Linked DNA regions of Homo sapiens: region 1 is linked to region 2. Evidence: chromatin loops called from intact Hi-C (ENCODE). Cell type or tissue: PC-3. All regions are shown on one strand. Each heading gives the region's core, and the rest is flanking DNA. Links, peaks and the distances in the headings are about the cores only. Region 1 has its middle 52 kb from the start of LMX1A-AS2. Region 2 overlaps LMX1A (LIM homeobox transcription factor 1 alpha).

The links. A loop is a pair of places that touch in the nucleus more often than their neighbours do. Peaks named below come from ENCODE experiments on the same cell type or tissue, not always from the same donor. Only the 100,000 strongest peaks of a DNase experiment are listed, where the experiment ranks them.
Region 1: a loop joins it to region 2, with 8 times the contacts of the local background. A loop is called at or near these places in 10 of 110 quality-filtered maps.

Annotation. Positions count from the first base shown.
Region 1 is chr1:165,146,071-165,158,643 of GRCh38, forward strand. No RefSeq gene overlaps it. Among named protein-coding and RNA genes, the nearest start is that of LMX1A-AS2, 52 kb to the right of the region's middle. In PC-3, for the core only: a CTCF peak has its summit at 6,821 (motif pointing right); DNase peaks (open chromatin) are centred at 6,221 and 6,841; H3K4me3 peaks cover 394 bases; H3K27ac peaks cover 2,982 bases.
Region 2 is chr1:165,283,928-165,296,500 of GRCh38, forward strand. The region is part of intron 3 of LMX1A (LIM homeobox transcription factor 1 alpha); the gene reads right to left. Among named protein-coding and RNA genes, the nearest start is that of LMX1A, 67 kb to the right of the region's middle. In PC-3, for the core only: CTCF peaks have their summits at 5,125 (motif pointing left) and 6,388; a DNase peak (open chromatin) is centred at 5,094; H3K27me3 peaks cover 215 bases.

The DNA of each region.
Region 1 (12,573 bases), core at 2,929-10,928, 140 kb before region 2:
GTCTTGCCTTGTCGCCCAGGCTGGAGTGCAATGGCACACTCTTGGCTCACTGCAACTTCCGCCTCCCGGGTTCAAGCGATTCTCCTGCCTCAGCCTCTTGAGTAGCTGGGATTACAGGCATGTGCTACCATGCCCCCCTAGCTTTTGTATTTTTAGTAGAGGAGGGGTTCACCATGTTGGCCAGGCTGGTCTCGAGCGCCTGACCTCAGGTGATCCACTTGCCTTGGCCTCCCACAGTGCTGGGATTACAGGTATGAGCTGCCGCACCTAGCCTGGAGCATTCTTTACTAATTCTCAGCTCTCTGGAAAAAGTGGACAAAACCAGGCTTTGGCCTTGGGTTAATATCTGCCAGAGGTGTTACAAAGAGGGAAAATTACTAGCTGTTACTCAACGGAGTATTTAGAAAGAAGATATTTTAATATTGTCCTTTTATCTAGTGTCTTATCATTGTTTGTAGGTATGCAAATTTTATATTCACCTATTTTGTAATATACATGCTTTTTAGTTCCTGAAACCCAAGACCAAAATGCCATTTAAATCTCAAAGGACCATCACCTCCTCACTTTCCCTAGGTGACATTAAATATCTTCAGCTCTCAAAAGTATTGCATACTTTTGAGCGGCATGCAGGCCAATAAGCTGAAATGGGCTGGAAAGCAGGGAATCACTAGCCAACTCATGCCCATTGGCACAATTTTAATCTATGTTTTAAAACAAAATTTTCAAAAGAGAGAAAAATATATGCAGCATTTACCGAAGAATGTTTCACACACATGCACAAGAAAAAAAACAGTCTGAGAAGGATTGAGGGGAAAAGCGTACTCGGTGGTCAAATAAATTTGGAAAACACTAAGTGTTCACTTTTTCTCTTGGCCATTCACAATTTATATCTATATGGTAAAGGTCTTGAGAAACTGCATGTAGCAGAAGTTATTAATGCTCTACCCAGATCCTTGGAGATCTTTTACAGTTCTTTGTGCTCATCCCAAGCTTTGGCATTCTTCACAACTTTCTTCAGAGTATTGGCGGATGCACAGAAAGCCTAAAGTACCTGAGAATTCACAGTCCCTCAGGAGGCTCATGGTCAATGACGACAATGATGGGCAGATGTTGAGAAGCCTAACCCTTTGCCTTTAAGTAGAACAAACTCTGTGAAATACTTCAAGCCCCAGAGCTGCCTGGGCCTAAGTGATCACCTGAAATGGCACCTGGTCTTCGTTTCTCCCTTCCCTATCCTATTTCCTACTTCATTGGCTGCTTTTGGGAGCACTTTTTTCATAAGTTCCTTGCCCATATGTCCTCACTTCAAGGTCTGCTTCTGGAGAACCTGACCCACCATGCTACAAGGAACCCCATTCAATTTTGTTTAACTCAGGGTTTTAGTCATGCATTCATTAAACAAACTTTTACTGAGTTCCTATTGTGTGTCCATGTGTCCTAAAAGTACTGGACCGTGGATGGCTAATCATTGGCCGATTCATCCCACCGAGCGTGAATGGGTGAGTTTTCTCTCCCATGTAACACCTTTCAGATTTGGGGGAAACTAAAATGCCAAGGAATTCACTTTCGGAAATGCTGACATACAGAATTAGATTTGGCACACGTAAGTCACACTCTCAAACCATGTTGTACATTCCTCAAGGGAAAACCGTGGAGGTGCCTTTCTTTTTATCCACGTTATCATTGCTCAACCCTGACTTGCACCTTGAATCGCATCTCAAGCAGTTGTAATGGAACATGCTCTGGACATGGACTCAGAACTCCTGAGTTCTCATTCATCTTCAAGAAGTGAGGGGAAGCTGGAGGAGAGACAACCTGGTGATTAAGATGTGATGCTGGTAAACGTGGGGAAGGCTAAAGTCAATTTTGTGGAAGAATACAGTTTTGGCCACCTGGCAATTTTGGAAAAGATTTACAAAAGAGTGTTGCATAATAATTTCTCCCAAGAAGCTCAAAGTTCATCCCAGATGTGGTATAATCCATCTCCAAACATCCCTATGAAGCAGAAAGCATTTTAGAAGCTCACAGTGTGATTTTTAAAGTCTGTTTGATCAGTTCATATAACTTGGCAGTCAACGCTTATGTTTGATGTCACATAGGAAAACTACCCAGGTGTTTTGAGGCTGGATTGACTGGGGAAAAACAATCTGAAGGTGGAAGTGGAGTCAGGAGACACGCTTTCTGTCCCCACCTTTTCTCTGCCTGTCTTTCTCAATTGAGCACACTTCATAGAAGTTTGATGTGACAGGATTATAGCTAAGCCAGGGTCTCTTAAAAACTAAGCTTGGTCAGGGAGAAGCAGCAGAGAGAGGCCTGCTGGCTGCTAAGGTAAGCACAGTGCACACAGTGCCTCTTGATGCTGCCTGAAGCCAAGTATCTGGACTCCATGCTTCATAAAGTAAGAAGGTTAAAAACAAAAAAACCCCGTTTCTACTAAAAATACAAAAAATTAGCTGGGCGTGGTGGCGGGTGCCTGTAATCCCAGCTACTCGGGAGGCTGAGGCAGGAGAATGGCATGAACCCGGGAGGCGGAGCTTGCAGTGAGCCGAGATGGTGCCATTGCACTGCAGCCTGGGCGACAGAGCGAGACTCCCTCTCAAAAATAAAAATAAAAATAAAAATAATTAAAAAAATAAAAACCTGTTCCTTATACTTTTAAGAGAAAGGATTAAAAAAAACAGATGATCAAATTGTAGGTAATATGGTATATATGTGCATATCTGCATTCTGGTCATATCCTAAAAGGCTAAAAATGCCTGCCCTAGGTAAATGGAGGAGAGTAAAGACTCAGAGCAGGTCTTTGGAGTTGGTGACCACTTGGAGAACTGTTTCAACAAAGCAGAAACCTAACTTCCAGGTTAAGGAGTGTGTGGTGGTTGCGTGCAAGCCCCCAAGCAACTCCAAATAGGGTGATATGTGATCAGAGTCAAATGAAGGACACAAATAATCAGAGGGTTAAGGATTCAGAACAGGAAAGATGCTATAGAAATGGCAGGGTCATAACAATGTATCAGGAAACATTAAGGCTTGCAATGGGCCTGAAGGTAAATCTGAGGAGCTTGGTTATAGATTTTAAGAGTCTCATCCCAGGGAATTCCCTGCCTGTTTACTCTGAAGAGAAGGTGCTCTGAAATTCTAATCTTCACTCTTCTAAGTGAAAAATCCTGGAAACTCTTCCAAGACTTGCACCTTAGACCAATCATCATGGTCTGCTGTTGACTTTCCTATCATCTGATCTTTTGCCTCATTTGCTGTTCATCCCATATTATCTTTCACTTGCCCATGACCCCTCCTCAGTGGTGGACTTTTATTACCTGCTAAGGGCTATTTTCCTGCTTCATAGATGGTACCTTCTCATTGAGTCCTTACGCAGTGGAAGGGGCAAGGCATCTCTCTGGGTCTTCTTTTACAAGGGCACTAATTCCATTCATGAGAGTGGAGCCCTGATGACCTGATCACGTCCCAAAGGCCCTACCTTCTAATACCATCACCTCGGGAGGTAGGATTTCAACGTATAAATTTTGGGCAAATAGAAGTATTCAGATCACAGCAGCATGTGTGAGGGAAAAGGGACCTGAATCTATGTGTATAGTAATGTCTGGGCACTGACACTGGTATGACCACCTACCACAAGACAAATATTAAATAGGACAATGTCTGTAATACTTTGCTAGAAGGCTATACTACAGAAGGGTATAATCCAAGATGAGTGCCGTGATAGAGCTGCAGTTACAGAGCACCCAAACATTATCACACTCTAATCATAATCACGTCTTCCACACCTGACCGGTAGGGAGCACACATGCTGCAGAGGTCAGACATATCTTAGTGTAATGGCGGAAGCTTTGTAGTAAAAGTTAGGTAGCCTGGGTCCAAGTCCCGACCTTACTCCTTTTTAGTTCCGTAACTTTGAGAAAGGGACATAAGGTGTCTAACCTTGGGTTTCCTGTAAAATTGGGACAATAAAATTCCTGCCTTGTTTACTTCAAAAGGCTATTGTGAAAATTAAATGAGATAATGAATGTCAAAGCATGTTGCGTACTCTGAAATAGTATACAAATGAAAGTTCTTGTAATATAATTGATATTTAATTCTCTCCAAAGCAGTGCAAGATGGGGTAAGAATAATCACCATCATAACGGTTAAATTTTTCTCTTTTATCATGATGTTTTTTGTCACTGAAACATCATTTCAAACTACAGAACAGTTATAAGAAAGTACAAAAAAATGCCCATAACACTTACATTTTTCGCTTTTATAATATCTTGATTTTTTGTACATCATTTCAAACTACAGGAAAGTTATAAGAAAGTAAAAAAATGCCCATAATAGTTACATTTTTCTCTTTTATAGTATCTTGATTTTTTTGTATATCATTTGTAACAGAAAAGTTATAAGAAAGGGGGGGGAAAACCTATAGGTTTGGGAGGCCAAGGAGGGTGGATCGCTTGAGGTCAGGAGGAGACCAGCCTGGCCAACATGGCGAAACCTCATCTCTACTAAAAATACAAAAATTAGCTGGGCATGGTGATGGGTGCCTGTAATCCCGGATACTCGAGGGGCAGGGGGCTGAGGCAGGAGAATCACTTGAACCCGAGAGGAGGAGGTAGCAGTGAGCAAAGATCACACTGATGCACTCCAGCCTGGGTGACACAGGGAGACTCTGTCTCAAAACAACAACAATAACAACAACAGCAACAGCAACGAAAAGCCCATCGGTCTTTTATCGGGATGCATCACATGCATCAATTAGTAATGATTTGCCCCATTTGCTTAACCATTTTCTCCCTTGCCCCCTCTCACTGTCTTGCTTTGATTGCATTTATCATGTCCCTTTATCCCTGAATACCTTGGTATATATTTCTCAAGAACAAGAACATTCTCCTATATCCTCTCAGTACAATTATCAGAATCAGCAAATTTAACATTGATATAATGCTATTATTTAACCCACGGTCCATATTCAAATTTTGCCCCTTCTCTCAAACTGTCCTTTACAGCTATTTTTTCCATTCCAGGATCCAATCTACAATGATGCACTTATTATCATGATTCTTTAAGCCTCCTTTCACCTGAAACATTTCCTCAGCCTTTCTTTGTCCTTCATGATTTGGGTATTTCTGAGGAGTAAAGGCCGGTTGTTTTGTAGAATGTTTCTTATTTGGGGATTGTCTGGTGTTTCCTCATGACTAAATTCAGGTTGCAGAATTTGGACAGAAATGCCACAGAAGAATGCTATGCCCTTCTCAGTGTATCACAGCAGAGGCATGGCTCGTCAGGTTGTCTCGATACTGGTACAGGCAGCTCTGATCACTTGGATAAGGTGATGTCCACCATGTTTCTCCACTGCAACATAATTACTATTTTCTCCCTTTGTAGTTAAATATTTGTGGGGAGAAACTTTAACATGATGTAAATATTCTGTTCTTCGTAAAGCTCACAACCACTAATTTTAGTATTCATTGGTGATTCTTGGCTGAGTGAAGTCTAATGGTCACAAGTGGTAATTTGTTAACGCCGTCCTTTCTTCTACTTTGTAAAGTTAGAATCATAAGGTGGAACTGTTCCTTCTGCCCCATTTATTTATGTATTTATTCATTTATTTATAGACTCATGGATTCTTCTTTTGCTCAATAAGTTTTAATCCATTAATATTATTGCATTTGCTTGGATTCTCAAACATCTCAGATTTGGCTAGTGGGCACCACTTCAATCTGGATCCCCATCGTTTTGACACGCTTCCATCATTTCTTTGTTAAGCACTTCCTTGCTTTCTGACACAAAAAGCTGGTCCAGGTTTATCTTGTATCTCCTCTGCCCTGTAATTCTCCATTTCTCTGAAGGGATCTAGTCAGGTTCTCTTTGTGCAGAATCATCTTTAAAAGTCAAGATCTGGACCTCCAGGCATGTGCATTGCTACTGGGGTATCATTGGTTTTAGGCCCTCTTGGTGAACTGATATCACTTTAAAACATTTTCCGGTAGTGACTGATGAATATATAGATAAACTCATTGTCCCATGACAGCTCATACATATTTAAACATAATACATACATATAATGCTAAACATACATATTAAACCTAATATGCCTATAAAGAAAACATGAATTCGTACTGGTACTTCCATTCAAACCAATGTTACGAGTTTATTCTAGCCCTTCCCCTTTCCGGATTTGGACCTCCCTTCTCTGACAGTGAAAAACCTGGCTCCCACCTACAACGTATTTACTCATTTGCCCAATGCTTGAACACACGCACAGAGCAGTTTCAGAATTACTCACCTATGCCATCATGAAAAACAAACACTATTTAGCATTCAATATTTGTTTATAGCTCTTTTTCTCTTTGGATTGGAGGCATACAGTGAAAATACTGTGTTCAAAAGTTACTTTGATTAGTTTTATTTCCTCCTTCAATATGACTGTTTTTCATATGAAATGCAAATAGATCCAATTGTTTGGATTTAATTTTATGGTTTTTTTCAGGATTTTTATTGATTTGAATTTTTTGAGTAGTAAAACATTAACTTGCTTCCAAAAGTTAAGATTGTACAAAAAGGTATTTTTAAAGATGTATCCCTCTCCTCCATCCCAATTCCTTGCACCCCATTCCCACCATGCCCTGTAAATAACTGGTTTCACTACTTTTTGGTTTATCCTTCCTGTGGTTCTTTTGGCAAAAATAAGCAGATGCCTGTATATTTCCTTATAATAGTTAATATTGTAATTATTACTGGCTTACAGAAAAGGCACAATCTGTACACACCACAGAAGTCAATGGGATCAGGTTCCATTTCTTCCTGACTCCGAGGAGCCTGTAGGGGTCAGCAGGGGACACAGAGCCAGCTCTCCAGAGCTGAGTGGATATTACAAGTTCACTGCAGCCTGAACCCACATCCATCAACTGGCTGCTAATCCTTCTTGACAGACATCCCAGAAGAAACTTGATGTGCTAACTAGTTCCAGAGTTTAACGAGTGTGAAAGCCAAGGTTTGTATTTTGGAGACTGGAAGTAAAGTGATTTATGTCTGCATTTGACTGACCACGAGAAGTCCCCAAGAAAGTGGCTGGACTCAGTTGCCTAAATGTTCTTTTTCCTCAGAGGAAAAGCTTAACCTTTTAAGATTTCTTCATTTCTTCCCCGTAAGTCTGTACTTAGGAGACCCAAGAGCCTCAAGCCTCAAGCCCTTCTTAAAATGCATTTGATATACCACCCCATGCAGGGTGACAATAGCAGGTCTGTCTGCCCGCCTGTCAGTGGGGCCTCTCAGCCCTGCAGGTGAAGAAAAAGGATGGTGGCTTCACCTGAGTGCACCTGTGCTCACCCGAGCAGAGTCAAGAATGTGAACAATTCAAGCATTCTCCAGCCTAAAAACTCAGCTGCAATGACTGCGAGTAGCTGGATGTACTTTTTTCTTTAGGTATTCCTCCTTTGTCTTCATTGCTTTCTTGGCAGAAGGGCGAAGTCAGTGCTGGATGGCAGACAGAAAGCCTCAAATGGCTGTCTTGGCTCAGGCAAGCAGGGCTACAGCAAAGGAGGCAGCTTCAGCTGTTCTGTACAGACCGGAGAAATATGAGACCACCTGGATATAAAGAAAACCCCACCCTAGACTCTGCCAAGTATGGAGAGGAACAGAGCTATCTCTTCCATCCCCAACTCTCAGTGTTTTCTTAAGTCCTTCATACATTTCCACTTTAGTACACTCAGCTGAGAAGTGTAAAGAGATACTCACCCTTAGGGCTAAGAAAAGGTAAATTCTCCCCCTCCTCATTCCAGCTGAAACCCTCTCTAGGTTCACAGCAGCCCCCTTGTGCCCCATGAGGCAGACAATTGGGAATAATGTGTTGATAGATGGTAACATATAGGCGGGAACAATAATGTCCCACTACTGTGGCGCTTTTATAGGTTCTTGGATTTGGAAGGGCCTTAGAGGTCACCTAACTGACCAGTCTTCCATCTCTCTAGCAATCCCTCTGCAATACCTTTGACAGGTTGCCATTCAGTCTCTGTCTGAACACTTTCAGTGATAAAGAACTCCACACTGTTGAATAGCAGACTACTACTCATCCTTCAAGACCCTGATCAAATGTCATCTGCTCTGTGAGGCTTCTCCCAACTCAGCCAGGCATATCGGTTACTCCATAATTTGTGATCCCTCAGCACTTTACCCTCACTTCATCAGAACACATTATATTGGAATTTATCTTTTTCATCCATATCTGTCTCTCCCATTTGTCTCTGAGCATTTAAAGGAAGAGAGCCACATATTATTTATCTTTGTATCCTCAACTCTTACTGCAATACCTGACACTTAGATGGTGTTCCAATAATGATCGTTGACTATATAGATGAGTGTATTCTCTTAAGACCACTTACACCATATTTAAACAACTATAATTATTAGAAAATCCATCCTTACATCGAGCCTATGTCTTCTTTCCACACAATGGTCTTTATTCTGCCATTAGACAAAGGGACAAAAGGACACATCAAATATCCATTATGTGCTAGACACTGTGCTTGACAAGTTTATAGAAAGTCCACTTATGGTTCCATTAACTGTTCTTCCAATAGTTGCTGTCCTCATGATTCCCACAGACCTCTCCTGTGCAGTCTAACCCTCCACGGTCAGGCCCACAGTTTCTCAGCTGATGTGGCTTTAGGACCCTGGCTTTCCATTCACCCTGGTCTGGATGGGTTTATCATGAAGAAGCTAAGGAAACCCAGAATCGTGTATTTAGTTCCACTTGCTGTCCTGATAATGCAATGTCTGCTGGAATAGCCTGTGACAGCTCCTCAGTTTCAGGCAGGGCAGATACAAAGGCTTTGGGAAAAGGTGAGCACTTTCCCTAAGTGCCAGCCACAGCACCTCAGCAGGCCAATGTTTCCTGATCTCCCTTCAAGCCAACTTCAAGGGAAGCTTCTGTTCAGCATCCTAGCTTATGAAACATTAAACCTGAGAGCAAAGGGCCATATCCCACCCTCAGAAGATTATTATCAGTAGTGGCTCATCCTTAGTCCCAGGTTTTCCTTTGTAGATCAATCAACAACATTTAACTTCTAGTCTTGCCTGGACCTATCATCTATTAGAGTTTTAGTTATTTTCGAGTAGGAGATTTCTCTGCAAATACTGCTGCCAGGATATGCATATATCCATGTATTTTAGCTCACCAGGTCTCTTCCCTCTGGAGAACACCAGGAATACCAGGGAGAGGTGGAATGAGAGGGCAAACTGACACTGAAAGCAAAGGCACAGATGTTCAAGTCAAACTTCACCTGGAGCCAACCCCTCTCTTCACTCTTGCAAAAACACACCCATCCAGCCAAGTGCATTTCTTTCTTGCCACCTCTAAAGATGAATTTCTGATGATGACATATTTGATTTCAGTCACTGTCTTCACAGCTGAAAGTGAACTGCCCAGTAACTGTCTAACATTCTTTTCAAAGCCCACCACAGCATTTCCTTCTCATCAGATATCCTATCAGGCTCTTGTTAGCTATACTGGCTTTCAACACATCCCTGTCCATGTCAGCTTAACCTTAATGCCTTTCTACATGCAAAGTGACCACTTGTGCTTTGGGCCCACCCTGTATCCTATAGAGGCTTCCATCCCAACAATTGATTGAAATTACTTACTTATACAACTGTCTCCCACAAAATAGTCTATGAGCTTCTTGAGGGCAGGAACTTTACTTTGGCTTTGGTTTTGGCTTAGTATTTGCAGGATCCAGTATAATCTCTGACATGTAGGACACACTCAGTCAGCACTGATAAACTCCTTTTAACAGTCCAAAAAAGTGGTGAGTCAATGTTTTTGATCTTATACCTCATGTCAGTGGCTTTGGAATTTGTAAAAAAAAAAACATCTGGGGAGCTTTTTAGAAATACACACCACAGATCTGTTGATTCTATTGTATTGATGGGACCTTGATACTTGCATTTGTAAATAAGTAACCCAGATGATTCTGATGTGGGTGTTCTTCATTGCACATTTTGATAAATAGTGATTAACCTGCAGCCTTCTTCCTCACCATATTCTGGGTTTAGGGTAATTTGCCATTTCATACTCATAAGATTATTAGCCTGGTAGATTGGTCACACATTGTAAATGCAGTAGATCTACCATTCAGCAAGGCATGAGAGAAAGTCTCTTATGGGGTAGACACAATTAAGTAAATTAACAGCTGTTTAGATACCATCAGTCAGGATAGGAGAGGCTATGCTGCAGTAACAATCAATCACAAAATCCCAGTGGCTTAATGTAACAAAAGTGTACTTCTTACCCAATGAACTTGGCAGAGGACTTGGTTTATGTGTAGTCACTCAGGGAGCCAGGAAGGTAGAAGTTCCACATCAAAGTGTGCTTCCAGTGTCCCACAGAGGGGAGGAAAGGATGTGGCAAGTCCTGCACTGGCCCCAAGGCTTTGTCCTGGAAGTGACATATGCTCACACTTCGTTATGCAAAGCAAGTCCTGTGACCACACCCAAGGAGAGGATAGCACGAATGCTAACCAATACCAGTAATGATTACCCAAACACTCACGTCCAATATGAAACCAGAGAAAGGTGTTAGAGAACCTGGCACAAAGTAGATGCTCTGATAAAAATATTTATCAGACCAAAAAAAAAAAAGAGAAAATGTGGCCCTTGTGTGGGGAAAAAACTATCACTATCTTTCTGCTTGCAAAGCTGGTTATATTCTGTTTTAACATATATTAAAATGTATGTTCTATGTTATTGAGTGGAAGAGCCATAGATTACAGAACAGCTATTGGTATGATTATGAACTAATTTAGAAAAAGTTATGGGTGTACACATACACACAAGGCATAGTTATATGTTACATAACAAGAATTAAGTGTCTGAAACCATGTTCCACCAAATGTTATTAATGTATTATTTCAATATGATGGGCTTTTAAGTAACTTTTAAAATTTTATTTTTCTTATGTTGTTTGACATACTGTCAGTAAGCATGATAATCAGAAACAAACAGTAAAGTAACTTCTGTTTTGAGAAAAGAATATACAAATGCTCATTGCAAGGGAATAAAGTAGGCAATACTAATGAAAACATGCATGGCAGGAAATGAAAATAATTAGTATATGTTCTGAAATAAGAGCAAGTTTATAGAGTGACCTAAGATACAAAGCTGTCTGTCGAGGAATATTCTGTGGAGTACATAGAGAAAAATCTGACATGTCCATCATAAAATAAAGTGATGCTCCCAGAACAACATGCGCTTGTGAAAAGGACACAGGGGGTAGTTGGAAGAAGCTCCTCATAGCCAAATCTGGAATAATTTAAACATCACAATTAATAACGATAGTAATGGGTTATAACTCATTGAATACAATAAGAATCAGAGAAACTATTGGAGGCTCTTTCAACTTCAGCACTCACTAGAGATGTATTCATGGAGTAAGTTCTCAGTCCTCATATTACTTGATTTATCAGCAGCATTCAACAGAGTAGATCCCACCCTCCTCTTTTAAGTATTTTTATTCTGACCTTCCAGAACACAACACTCTCCTGGCTTTCCTTCCACCTCATTGGCTCCTTTTTCTCAATCCCCTTTTCTGTTTCTTCCTCCTCTCCTCATATTCAACACTGGAGTCCCCCCAGGATTTAGTCCTTGGTCTTCTACCTGCATTCTCTCCACTGGTGATCTCATACAACCTCGTTGCTTTAAATACCACTGATATGTTGCTAACTCCCCAATCTGTATCTATCACCCAAGCTGCGCTCCTGTACAGCAGATTTGTATATCCAACTGGCTACATAACATCTGCAGTTGGACACTCAATGGACATTTCAAATCTAATATGTTCAAAAATGACTACCAGATCTTCCCCAAAAACCCACTTCACCTTCATCCTTCCCCCATTTTAATTAATGTCATCCTTCCAGTTACTGAAGCCAAAACCCTGGAGTCTTCCATGACTCCTCTCCTTCTTTCCCCATCCAGTCTTGCAGGAGATTCTGCTGGTTTTGCCTTCAAATATATCCAGAAGCCAGCTATTGTATCATGTTCTTCCTTGCTACCACTGGTTATTTCCTCTGCCTGGAATGCCCAGACAACCACAGGTCTAAATCCCTCACTTCTTTAAATTTTTGCTCAAAAGCCATCTTCTTAATAGAGTGTATCTAGACTACTTTGGTTAAAAATGCAATTCAGCCAGGCACAGTGGTGCATGCCTGTAATCCCAGCTACTCAGGGAGTTGAGGTGGGAGGCTCTCAAGAGCCCAGGAAATCCAAGATTTCCACCTGAATCAGCTTGATATGAGAGCCCGCACTCATGACACCATACTTACTTTAACTTCAATCTGTGCAAACACTGCAAATGTCATGATTTGTCTATGCACACAGAAGAATCAACAAAAATTAGAACATTTCTTACCTGCTTTTATTTCTAAAAGAGTAGAAGAGGATGTCTAGAATTGCAGGAAAATAGACCTGTAGGAGTGTTTGGAGACCTTAAAAATAAGGAAATCAAGTACCAAGGACGTTAATGGACTTCCCTAAGTTGCATGGTTGGAACTAGACCTAAGAGCTGGTTCAGAGCTATTTCCA
Region 2 (12,573 bases), core at 2,473-10,472:
GCAGAAGAAAGAAATTGCTGAATACTCATGGCCTGGACTGGCAGGAGGTAAAGATACAAACTCATTCCCCCTCACCCCAACCTTCATCATTACAGTCTATCTCTATGGTCCACTCTGAATCAGGTATTTAAGAAACAGTGTTGAGGTCAAAAGACATAAATGTCCAGGGCTCGGCCCCTAATTGCACAGGCGATGCCAAACAAGCCACATCTCCTCTCTCACCTGTACTCTTTCTCATCTGCGAGATGACTGTAATATCAGCCTTGCCCACCTGACAGGGCTGTCTTGAGGAACAAGTAAGTATATGAAAGCACTTTGCACATTGTAAAGCGTGAGCTGTAAATGTATGGATTATTAACGGTATTGAGATAGGTGGAATTTTCCAAAACTGCAAAATCTACCTAATTATTGATTTCATTTGATACTATCTGATTACCTTGGCTCCATGCGTGTTTGAGGTTAGAATAGGAGCTGACGAAGGACTGCTAAAGAAGAATTTCAAAGAACACATCCTAACAACAAACACTGAACGCTCATTCTGGGAGTCAAAGCTAATATTAAGAGTGAATGAGCAGGCAGGCTGTGGAGGTCAGAGTTAATTACAGCTAGCGGCATTTTACACGGTGCCTACCCAGACCCCCTCCGCTGGGAACAACCACAGTCTAAATCTGAGCCAGCTGATATTAGCGAGCAGTGATTAGAATATGCCCACAGGGCCTTTTAAACTTTCCTCCTCTAGTTAAAGCATTTGTTTTCAGCAAGATTTATAGGCTTGTCTGCTGAGCGCAAGCAGGTTTGCCAACACGGAAGTCCTTCAGCTTACAAAGCGTTGGCCACCCAGCACCCGCCGTAGCACCCTCATGGGAAGAAAAGCAGCCTCCATCTGGGTGTTCTTTCCCACCAGGAAGAGCACATGGAGAGATGGGAGGAGATTTTCGGGTTTCTGACCAGCCTGCAATAGCCGCCAGAACCAAGAGCCACAGCCAGAGGAAAATCACGTATGGTTGTTGCCTTTAGGAGAGCAAGAGTGCTTCAGTCTCTCTATCTGTGAAATGGGTTGACCTTGCCTGGCTATGCCAGATGGGAAGTGATTGGTGTTTGGAAGAATGTCAATTTATACCTTAGCCACATATCCACAGTGCTGTTCTTAAAAAGATTACATGTTTAGTTTCCCTGGTTTTAAATATTAATCTGCAAAAGGCATAAGGATCTCCCAGCCTGGAGGCAAGGATCCAGTGAAGAAAATAAAATAATCCTCACCTCTGCTTCATAGTTTTGGCCCATAGCACACCCAGAAGGAAATCCTTAGGTGGAGAGAGTTCTGGAGGAATTCTAGACTCCACTTCCCCATCCATGCAGCTTAAGTGTGGGCCCTGTAGGATGAGTTTCAGCTATAAAATGAGACCCATTCAGACTGTGTTTGAAAATCCTTCCAGTTCTAAACACAATGATGCTATATGTCTTATTGTTCCTTCCCATGATACCCACAAAATCAGAGCCCATTCTGCAAAGAAATCAGTGACAGCTCAGAGATGCTGCACACCTTTTCTGTTCTAAGAGCTGTTCTGTGTCTCTGCGTTGTCTGGCAGTAAAGTCCTCTTGTACAGAAAACAAGAGAAGCCTTCAATCTCCAAGGTGAACACATGCTTATGGGCTTCCTCGGGAAGATTATGAAAGAGCCTGAGGACCAGCTGTTCACCATCTCCACTGAGGAACAAACCAAAAGGAATGGGCTCAGCCTGATGGACTAGGGCTTAGGCTAGAAGTAGGGAAGCATTCTTAGCCAGGATGGGTTATTAAACACAGCAACGGGTTACTAAGGAAAGCGTGTAAGCTTCTTTTCCAAATGCCTTTATTAGCCCAATGGACCCTTGTCTATCTGTGGTGGCTCAGTTGTCTGGGTATGGATTTAGGGAGGAAGGACGGGGGCTATGAGACATCTTTCTTTTGCCAGCCATGTGACACTGCTCCCTGGTGTTGATCAGAGATATAGACTAGTTAATTAGGAAAATTATAGCTCCTCATTTTGGCCAGTAAAGAAAAGACAGTCCAAGGCTTATCGAGACTCATAGGCTAAAATCCAAGGGGAGGCAAGACCCCTGAGTGGTTGCTGTACAGGGGGAAGTGGAATTGGCATGAGGGCCCCTGTCTAGAGTCCAGGGGCCTGGGTTGACTCTTATTTCCACTGCTTTCACAATCTCTGTGTGAATGAACAACCTGCTACTTAAAACCCCTGAATCTTAATTTCCTCCTCTGTAAAATAGTCTCAATAATTCCAGTCTTGCAGGCTTCTTGTGTCTGATAATTTATGTAAAGGCACAGAGTATGTCGGCACTCAATAAATGTCAGCTTCCTTGTTTACTTCCTGGTAGACTCTGGATCTGTGCAGGAAGTGCCCTGATAGACTGCAGAAATCCCACCTGAAAGACAGCAGCCAGGGAAGAGCCAGGGTGGGTCTGACATGCCAGTTTGTTGGATGGACCATATATCAGCCTAAATTACTCCAATTCTGACAATACCTGGACAACAAAAGACCACAGGTTTCAGAACCAGAATCTGAGGTTCTGGTACTTGGTTTTGCCTTGGGAAAGTTACTTTAGTGCTCTGTGCCTCAGTTTCCCCTGATTTGGTAAAAATAAAATGAGAGTACCCAGAGTAGAAGGGAGAGAGCCCACCAAGTACCAGACACCAGACTCTGCATATTCCATTTTTGTAAATTAATCCTCACAAGAATCCTGCAGGGTTATTGCTATTAAGTGATTTTACAGATGAAGAAACTGAGGTTCAAAAAAGTAAATTACCCGAAATCATATAGATTATGTTTGACCAGGATTCAAACCCAGCCTACTTGGCTCTGAAAACAAGCCCTTTCCAATCTTAAAGACCTCACAGAGGTGTTCTGAGCATTTACAAGACTGTATCTGGAAATAATTAGAAAAAAGTAAATGATAATATTACCCTATAAGTGAAGTTTGGTGCTGAAAGAGAACAATTCTTGAGTACCACAGAGTCCAAGGTGAATCCAGATTAATTCATCCATCTCTCTGCCCCCTCTCACCGCCTAGTCAGATTAAAATGCAGGGGGTAAATACAATGGGAATTAATATTAATAATATGTTAATAGAAAGAATAAATCAAAACAGTCCCCTATTATGCTTGATAATAGGAAACATGGGAGCTTCAAAGCAAACTACCTAATTATCTGCACTGCCTTCTACCCCATTGGCTAGCCAGTTGCCCCAAGTAGCACAGAGTGGGCTTCCTTCCATAAAATCCACCTGATCCGGTCCAATCATCATATTCTGAAGATGGTTCGGGGGCAGAATATGACCAGTGACTTTAGAAATTCTCTTCACATGTGAGATAGTCCATTTCTCTAAAGGACTAAAAAAACTGAACTCTCTCTCCCTCTATTCCTGATAGGTAAATTGGAGCTCGGACTACACCTCTCGGACTACACCTCTCCTAAAAGAAAGAAGCCCAGATTCAAGAAGTAATTTGCCAAAAGGGAGGCGGTGACAAGACTGGGCTGGAATTGGGCCCTCAGGGTGAGTTACAACTGTGAATTCTTTTGTTCCTTTGTGTCCCAGAGCACTGGTATGCTCCAGTTATTCATCTGGGAAGGGTGAAGGTGGGTCCCTCTGCCCAGGTCTCCCAGCCCAAACATTCCAGGATTCACTCAACTCCCAGGCAACACCTCCTACAAGGGCCACACCAGCCCTGTGAGCCATGCTTAATACAGAGGTTTATTGAGGAATACTCTAACTCAACAAATTTATTTTAAAAATCTGTTAGGGGAAAATTATTCATGTTCCAAGATGGCTCTTGGCTTTGCTAAAAAAAAATAAAATTAAATTAAAAAAATTAAAAACAGACTGACGTACTATATGCCTTATATTTCTCTAAAGGCTCTTTTATTTCAAAATTCTGATTTATAGACAATTTCCCAGGAATGCTGCTATTGTGTAAATCAAGGTACACTTGTCCTGAGAGTGAGCTTCCCAGCCAGGGTGCCTTGTTTGGTTGTATAGTTTCAGAGCCAGATTGCGTTATTCATTAACTTCCTGTGTGAAAACCGAATAATAAAACTGAAGTGTGTTAAACAAATCCAGATGAGGGGGTTTAAATCACCTCCAGGTCACTAGGCTGAAAACCGCTGTCATTTCTCCTGGAACAAATATTCTCTACCTTACTCTAGCACCACATTATTAAATGGAGATAACAATATTTATGCCCTTCCCAAGGGGTAACAGGGATGGACAGCTCTCCTGGGTTGGGCCTGCTTGGATGAGGAAGTGACAAGCAGTGGGGAAACAGGTAGGTGGCCCCCAGAGTCTACTTCCAGCCCTGTGATTCCAAAACATGCACAGAGATTAGGGGCAGAAAGGTGTCTCGGGATGAGAAAGTGTGGTCTGGAAGAGGCAGGAATGTTTCTGTGACTAGCTATGGGAGTCAAACCCATCACCCCTTTGTAACAACCACTTAGCTCTTATTTCTCCCCAGGGATTTATGTGTGAGCGAACAGCAGGCAGCTGTCTCCTCGGCAGCGGCTGCCACCGGGAACTACAAGGCAACGTGAAGCCTGTGCTAGAAAAACCCCTCCTGGGCCGGTCCTGCAAGCAGCCAAGATGCGGTTAAAGATTCCAATTCTGATGGGATCCCATGTCTCCTAGGTTACAGCTGAGGACTGTGTTTTCCTTTATTACAACAGAAAATGTGTGTTCCCCAGGGACTGTTCAAACATCTGTATGAGGTACACCGTGTGTGTGTGCGTGTGTATGCGTGTTTGCGCGCCTGTGCTCACACACAGGCTCAGGCGGCAGCTATCATGACCTGGCTATTCAAATAACCCTCTCCAGATAGTTAAAATTCATGGTGCCTTATTGCTGTTCCAGCAGCCAGTCTGCTACAGATGTGTGGCGGTGCAGTTGCATTTGAAGCAAACAGTCTCAGAAGTCTAATTAAAATAGAGGAAGCGATCTCCTCCTCAAATTTCCTTTAGATTTAACTCCATAAAAATCACTAGGTAATATCCAACTGGCAGAGTGAATCATCAGAGCTGGCAGCTGGGCCAAGCAGGCAGAGCAAACAGACTTCTGGCCCCTGCTGGGGGTGTCTTACAAAACACCCACACCAGAGACTCCAGCCTCCTTGCCCTGTGCCTTCATCTAATCTTTTGTGGTCACATTTATGAAGCTATGATTATATGTCCATCTGGAGTTGGGAGGGGGTAAGGGTATTGTTGATTCACCTTAAAATCCACTGACCCAAAGTCACTGAAATGTGTGCTCAAGTGCTTTTCTCTGATTATTGATAAAAAAAAAAAAAGAGAGAGAGAGAGAGCCAGTTGCCTGGATATTCACACAAGCAAAATGGCACTACAGATCTAGTTATCCCAAAGGGAGATCCTTCGTTTGCTGATATGAGCATTCTAGCATGTGTTTGGAACCATTTGTCACCCATGTCTAGCCCAAGAGTCAGATGTAAAATGCCCCAGGAACTGGTTTGGGATGAATTTAAACTCCCTCTAAAGAAGGGTTGCCAAGGCTCCCTGGCTTCAAATCTTACCTACCTCTTCTCCCATAATAAGTTTAAAGTAATTCAGCATGTAAAATGTTCATGTTTCCAGTGTCCAAAATCTCAGGGCTGACAATGAATTTACCTGAATAGTCATTAGGTGCACACATTCACACATCACTGCTGAGGGCAGGAACTGCCGTGTAGCACAAGAGGCTCTGGATACGGAGTCAGAGAGCTGAGTCTGGTTGGAGGATTGGCTGCTCCAAGATAGCTAATTTTCCCCAGGGCTTCATTATTCATCTGGGAAATGATGGCACCCACCCTGCCTGCCTTAGACAGCTGTTGTGGGGTTAGATCTGATAGGAGTACTGTGCAAACTCTAAAGCCTCTGGTGTGCATTTAAGCTCTCAGCAGTCATACTGAGGATCAGCCAGCTTCTATGACATAGCTCGGTCTAGGCAGTTTTCAATCCTGGCTGGTGAACTTCTGAAACAATAGTGAAGCACAGGCCCATCCTTAGGGAGTCTGATTTCATTGTGCAGTTGGGCTAGTAGAAAGGAAACTGAGGTAGGTGACAGATTTGGGCCTCCCTTTCAGTAAACATACACTGCACATTTGGACCTGAGACATGAAGCCCTCAGTTTATGTATCAGTTAAATGGACATCACATAGTCTACATCTGGCTCCCCTATTCATTTCATTGATGTTTACTGACTATCAACTACACTTATTTCTTATGGTCACTGTAACAAATTACCTGACAATTGGTGGCTTAAAACAACAGAAATTTATTCTCTCGCGGTTCTAGAGACCAGAAGTTCAAAATCCGTTTCACTAGGCTGAAACAAAGATATCAGCAGAGCTACGCTCCCTCTAGAGGCTTAAGGGAAGATTCCATTCCTTGCTGCTTCTGGCTTCTGGTGGCTGCCAATGCCAACATTCCTTGGCTTATGGCCACATCACACCCATCTCTGCCTGTCTTCACATTGCCTTCGTGTGTGTGTGTGTGTGTGTGTGTTTGTAAAATGTCTCTATTTATAAAAACCCTTGCGATAGCATTTCAGGCCCACCCAGACAAACCAGGATTACGCCCTCATCTCAAGATCCTTAATTTAATCACATCTACAAAGATCTTTTGGACCTGATGTCTTTGGGGAACGTTTTCAGTCTACTATGCCTTTTATGGATCAGACATTGTGCTAAATGCTGAGAACATAGCAGATAAAAAGACCCTATTGTACTCCCAAGGAATGAAAGATTATTAAGGATCACAGACTCTCAGATTTGGACAAGACATTAGAAATGCGGTTCTCAAAGTGTAGTCTCCGGACCACCAACATCACCGGAGAATTTTTTGGAAAGGTAAATTCTTGCCCCCCACCCACCTTCTGAGTCAGAAGCTCAGTGGTGGAACCCAGCAGTCTGTGTTTTAACAAGCTTTCCAGGTGATTCTGATGCACATAATGTTTGAGAGCCACCAGTCTAGTGGGAATGAACTTTTTTATTTTAGTGTTCTTTCCCCAGCATCTCTGCTAAATTATATCCAGCTTTGGCTTAAATACTAACAATTTATATACCTGCCCACTGCATTGCTTACTGTTAAAATGGTTAAAAATGGCTCAGAATTACTAACATAAGATCTAAGATTATTACCATTAACCCTACAAACACCAGACATCACCAATATTCTCCACCTTAGCAACAGTTTCAATTTGCACAGCCCCACGCTTGAGTAATTAAGCAGCTAATGATTAAATGCCAACTTCTGGTCTAGAGCACTGTCCTGGGCACAGAAAGGAATACAAAAGGATATAACACACAGATTCTGGCTTTAAGGATGTGATGATGAAAATGGAGAAACCCACCAAAGGCATGTGAAGTGCTGATGGAAAGTAGCAGCAGATACCTGTACCTGGCTTAGAGATGAAGAGGAGAGTTCATTCTGGGCTTGCCTGTTTCCATCTGTTATGTTCCAGCTGACTGAATTTGGGCCCATCATTTTACCTCTCTGTGGTTCAGTTTCTTCATCCAGAAAGTGAGGCAAATAAACTGGAGCATGTCTAATCATCTATGACTCTGAGTACAGCCAGAAGTGCTACCAGAATTCAAAATAATGATAATGCCTAATACGGAATGAGTTGGGGCAAGTACTGGTTTAAAACTTTGTGATTCATTTATTCTTCATTTCAACCCTGAGAGGTTCTGGCATCATTTCCATTTTATAGATGGGAAACTGAGGCACAGAAAAATTTTAAATTACTTTCTTAAGATCATACAGCTAACAAGTAGCAAAGCTGGGATTTAAACCTGTACTCTTAACAATATGCTATATGCGGCCGGGCGCGGTGGCTCACGCCTGTAATCCCAGCACTTTGGGAGGCCGAGACGGGCGGATCACAAGGTCAGGAAATCGAGACCATCCTGGCTAACACGGTGAAACCCCGTCTCTACTAAAAATACAAAAATTAGCCGGGCATGGTGGCGCGCGCTTGTAGTCCCAGCTACACGGGAGGCTGAGGCAGGAGAATGGCGTGAACCCGGGAGGCGGAGCTTGCAGTGAGTCGAGATCGCGCCACTGCACTCCAGCCTGGGCGACAGAGCGAAACTCCGTCTCAAAAAAAAAAAAAAAAAAAAAAAACAATATGCTATATGCCTGCTCACCATGGACTAAGGCAGGCAGAGACGCATCAGGAAGGCAGTCTAACTTACTTCTGGCTTTGAAAGACTGCCAAAGTGAACCAACAGTAAAAAGCAGAATTTGGAATCATGTTCCAATAGGATGCTAGATTTTTTCTTTTTTTAACAAGTGGATCAAAATAAGTGTGGCTACTGGGAACATGTCTTTCGCAGTAGCTCAAGACTCATAGTTACCTATTCAGAAAACATTTGTTTTTAGTTTTAAAGATCTGAGAACCACACAGGTAAAAGCTGGAAGCAAAGCTCCGGAAAGTGAGTCAGAAGTAGAAGGAGTTGTTATGTATCAAAAGGCAGTGAGGGAAAGAAAAGATATGAGAGATATACGAAGTGGCTATAAGGCTCATATGGAGAAGAGCAGGTGGCTTCCAACCGGGAGGGTCACCTGTGCGGCAGGATTATTGAGACTGTGGCATCAATCTGTGCACCTATCAGCTAACAGGCCTGACTGGTTTGTACATTAAAATGCCTGAGGATGAAAATTATTTCACTTTATTTCCTCCAAATAGGCAGCATTCATTTGCTCATTCTCTGAAATTTTATGCTATATGTTGGAACTCAGAGAAGAACAGGACCCAGGGAATTGGAGCAGATAAACAAATAACAACCCAGGGCTATAGATTTTCCACTCTAGTCTGTTGTCTTGGGCTTTACCCACGTGTCACATTCATTGTCTTCATAAAAAACTTACTGGGGTCCAGGCGCGGTGGCTCACGCCTGTAATCCCAGCACTTTGGGAAGCTGAGGTGGGCAGATCACGAGGTCAGGAGATTGAGACCATCCTGGCAAACATAGTGAAACCATGTCTCTACTAAAAATACAAAAATTAGCCAGGCGTGATGGTGCATGCCTGTAATCCCAGCTACTCAGGAGCCTGAGACAGAAGATTCGCTTGAACCCGGGAGGTGGAGGTTGCAGTGAGCCGAGATTGCACCATTGTACTCTAGCCGGGCGACAGAGAGAGACTCCATCTCAAAAAAAAAAACAAAACAAAACAAAACAAAAAAAAAACCTTACTGGATTACAGCTGTATGCAAGACACTAGACCAGATGTCCTCAGGGAAGCAAGGGCTTAAGAAGACCCAGTTCACTGAGTGTTCCTTCAATTTGAGTTTTATTTTTCATGGGCCATATAGACAGTGCACAATCAACTAACATTGGATAAATGTGTAAATGTTTAAAATAGCACTTTCACAAATAATATTTGGTCCTCAAAATAACCATCTGAACCAGGTAGTAGCAACACCCCTGTGAGCAAGTCACATTACTACTCTTACCTCAGTTTTCTCATCTGTAGAATAAGAGAATTGGGCTACAAGATTATTAAGACCTTTTCCAGCTCTGTAAGGCTGTGATTCTCGGCATTCGAACTAAAACTCAGAGAGCAAAAGAGACCTGAGAACATTACACCTAATAAGGATAGTTCATAGTTGTTAAGCATGTTGTGTGTTATAGTCCATTCAGGCTGCTATAGCAAAATGTCGTAGACCAGACAGCTTAGAAACAACAGATGTTTATTTCTCACAATTCTGGAGGCTGGAAAGTCCAAGATCAAGGCAGATTCAGCGTCTGGTCAGGGCCCATTTTCTGGACAGTGCTTTCTTGCTGTGTCTTCATAGAGTGGAAGGGATGACCAGCCTCCCTCAGGCCCCTTTTATAAGGGCTCTAATCCCATTCAAGAGGGCTCAGGCCTCCTGATCTAATCGCCTCCCAAAGCCTCCACCTCCTAATACCATCATGTTGGAGGTTAGGATTTCAACATGTGAATTTGGGAGGACATTAACATTCAGGCCATAGCATTCCATATGCTGGATACTAAGGAAAGTACCATATAAGAGTTTTCTCACTGATCTTCATTAGAGCCCTATGAAAGAGATGGGCACTATCATTAGGTCCATGTTCTACAAATGAGGGAACTGAAACACAGAGAGCTTACACACCTTGTGCAAGGTAACACAGCTGATCAGTAGGGACTAAGGTGGAACCAAAACCAAGTCTGACGCTAGCAACTGCATTTCTAACCACCACACCGTCTGGTCAGCCCTGCACGGGAAGTGACCATGCTGACTTAGGACACAAGCCTAGATACTGCAGTTACGAGCCCAGGCTCTTTCAGCTGAACCACTCACACACAGTATTTTCAAGTGGCTGTGACTCCAGTGGTTGCACTAACTCAACCATACTTGATGGTAAATTATAAGCAAAGTGCCGGAACAGCCAGTAATAGGTTGATAAATTTCAAAAGAGGTCATGCCCAGTGTGAGCCATAGTTGGAAAGTTTGGCCAGGACACAGAGAAACAAGAACACTTAGCTCCTGCTGATGGTAGTATAAACCACCACAGCCCCTCTGGGATGACAATCTGGAGAAATCATCAGAAACCTCAAAAACATACAGATCATTTAAACCCGGCAGTTTCTCTTCTAATAATTTAAGTTAAACAATTATTGCCTAAGTTTGTTTATTTTTGACCCTTTAGCAGTTAAGCCTTTGAGTATCTGATAAAAGCTATGGTCCTTCTCCTTATAAAAATTACATGCGGGCTGGGCACGGTGGCTCATGCCTGTAATCCCAGCGCTTCGGGAGGCCGAGGCAGGCGGATCACTTGAGGTCAGGAATTCGAGAACAGCCTGGCAAACATGGTGAAACCCCATCTCTACTAAAAATACAAAAATTATCCAGATGTGGTGGCACATGCTTGTAATCCCAGCTACATGGGAGGCTGAGGCAGGAGAATCCCTTGAACCCGGGAGGCAGAGGTTGCAATGAGCCGAGATCACGCCAGTGCACACCAGCCTGGGTGACAGAGCAAGACTCCATCTCAAAAGAAAAAAAAAATCACACGCACATAACATTTGCATGCAATTATAGAGGATGCACTGATGTTGCTCTGAAGCCCATCTATAAATTTCAGCTATAAATACCTAAAAAGAAATCACTGATGTTCAGTACCTGTATTATATGGTATAAGACTTCAATTTAATGCAGGATTTAAACTGATGTTGGAAATGTGAAAGAACTTTTAATGACATGGGAAAGTGTTCACAGTAATTGTTAAATGAAGAAGCAGATTATAAAATAAGATGTAGAAGATAATCCCCACTAAAATATATAGGCAGAAAAAAAGAAAAAAAAATCTGGGAGGCTAACTACCAAAACATTAACAGTGATTATTTATAGATAGTAAGATGATGGGTAATTTTTGTTTGTTCTTTATTATTTTTTCATAAGTTCCAAATTTGCCGTAATAAATAGGTAGCCCTATTATAATCAGATATAAATTAAAAATATTTATATTTTTATAATATATAAAATATATATATAATATATATTATTAATATATTGGAGACATAACATAATGACATCACCTTGACAAACTTGAAGATTCATTTTTTCCCAACTCCCAGATATAAGATCCCAGCCTTCCCAAGGAAAAGGCATCTGTGTCAAAGCCACCTAACTGAAATCAAAGTACATGATCAGTGGATGCTGATACATTCCACATACTTGTGTGTAAAAGTGGAGATACTTTTCTCCCCTTTTAGGAGATAGGGTGAAACAATAGGTATTAAACCCATAAGCAGAAAGGTGAGATTGTCCCTGCTGTTTAAGGAGAGGATTCCCCCAACTGGCAGGTCTCAGTCACATGCCCAGGAGAAAACTACCTCCCAGAGGCAGACAGGAAAAGAACCGGGATAAACATAAAGTTCATGTTGCTGTTAGAAGCAAATCGAACATATGGGCCTGGAATCTGCACACCAGGTCTGGGGTGCCATCCTGGACTACAGGAGGGGATATTGCATATTTATTCTTCTCTTGCTCTAAATATTTCTTTGGCCAGAAAAGGTTTGTTGGAAACAGTTGTAACCTTTAGAGAACTTATTAAAGATCTGGTTTAGCAATCCCACTCAAAATATATACATATATAGAAACTGATGCACCAATCAAACTAGTTATATTTCCCAACATATCTCCCCTCCTTCGTCTATCACACTCTGTCCATCCTTACATACTTTTCAAAAGACATGGTGAAATGGTGAGCACCAAACATGCATGTTTCTCAAAGTGCAAGTCTCAGATACAGCAAAATCTTCCTGCAAAAGAAGGGCCCTGGCTTGAGTTTCAACAACGAAGAGAAATTAATCCATTGAGGAAAAGCGAGAAGGGTGTTACAACCAGGGGAAGCACACATGCAAGGCACAGAGACACATACTACAGTGTGAAGAGTGAGGCAGGGAATGGCACAGGAGCAGGCCCCACAGGGCACACTACAGTGAACCTTCTCAAGGGAGAGGCACCATCATACCCTGCAAAGTGTTCTGTGTGCCCAATTGCATGTGGCTCAGTGGAGAAGGGCCTG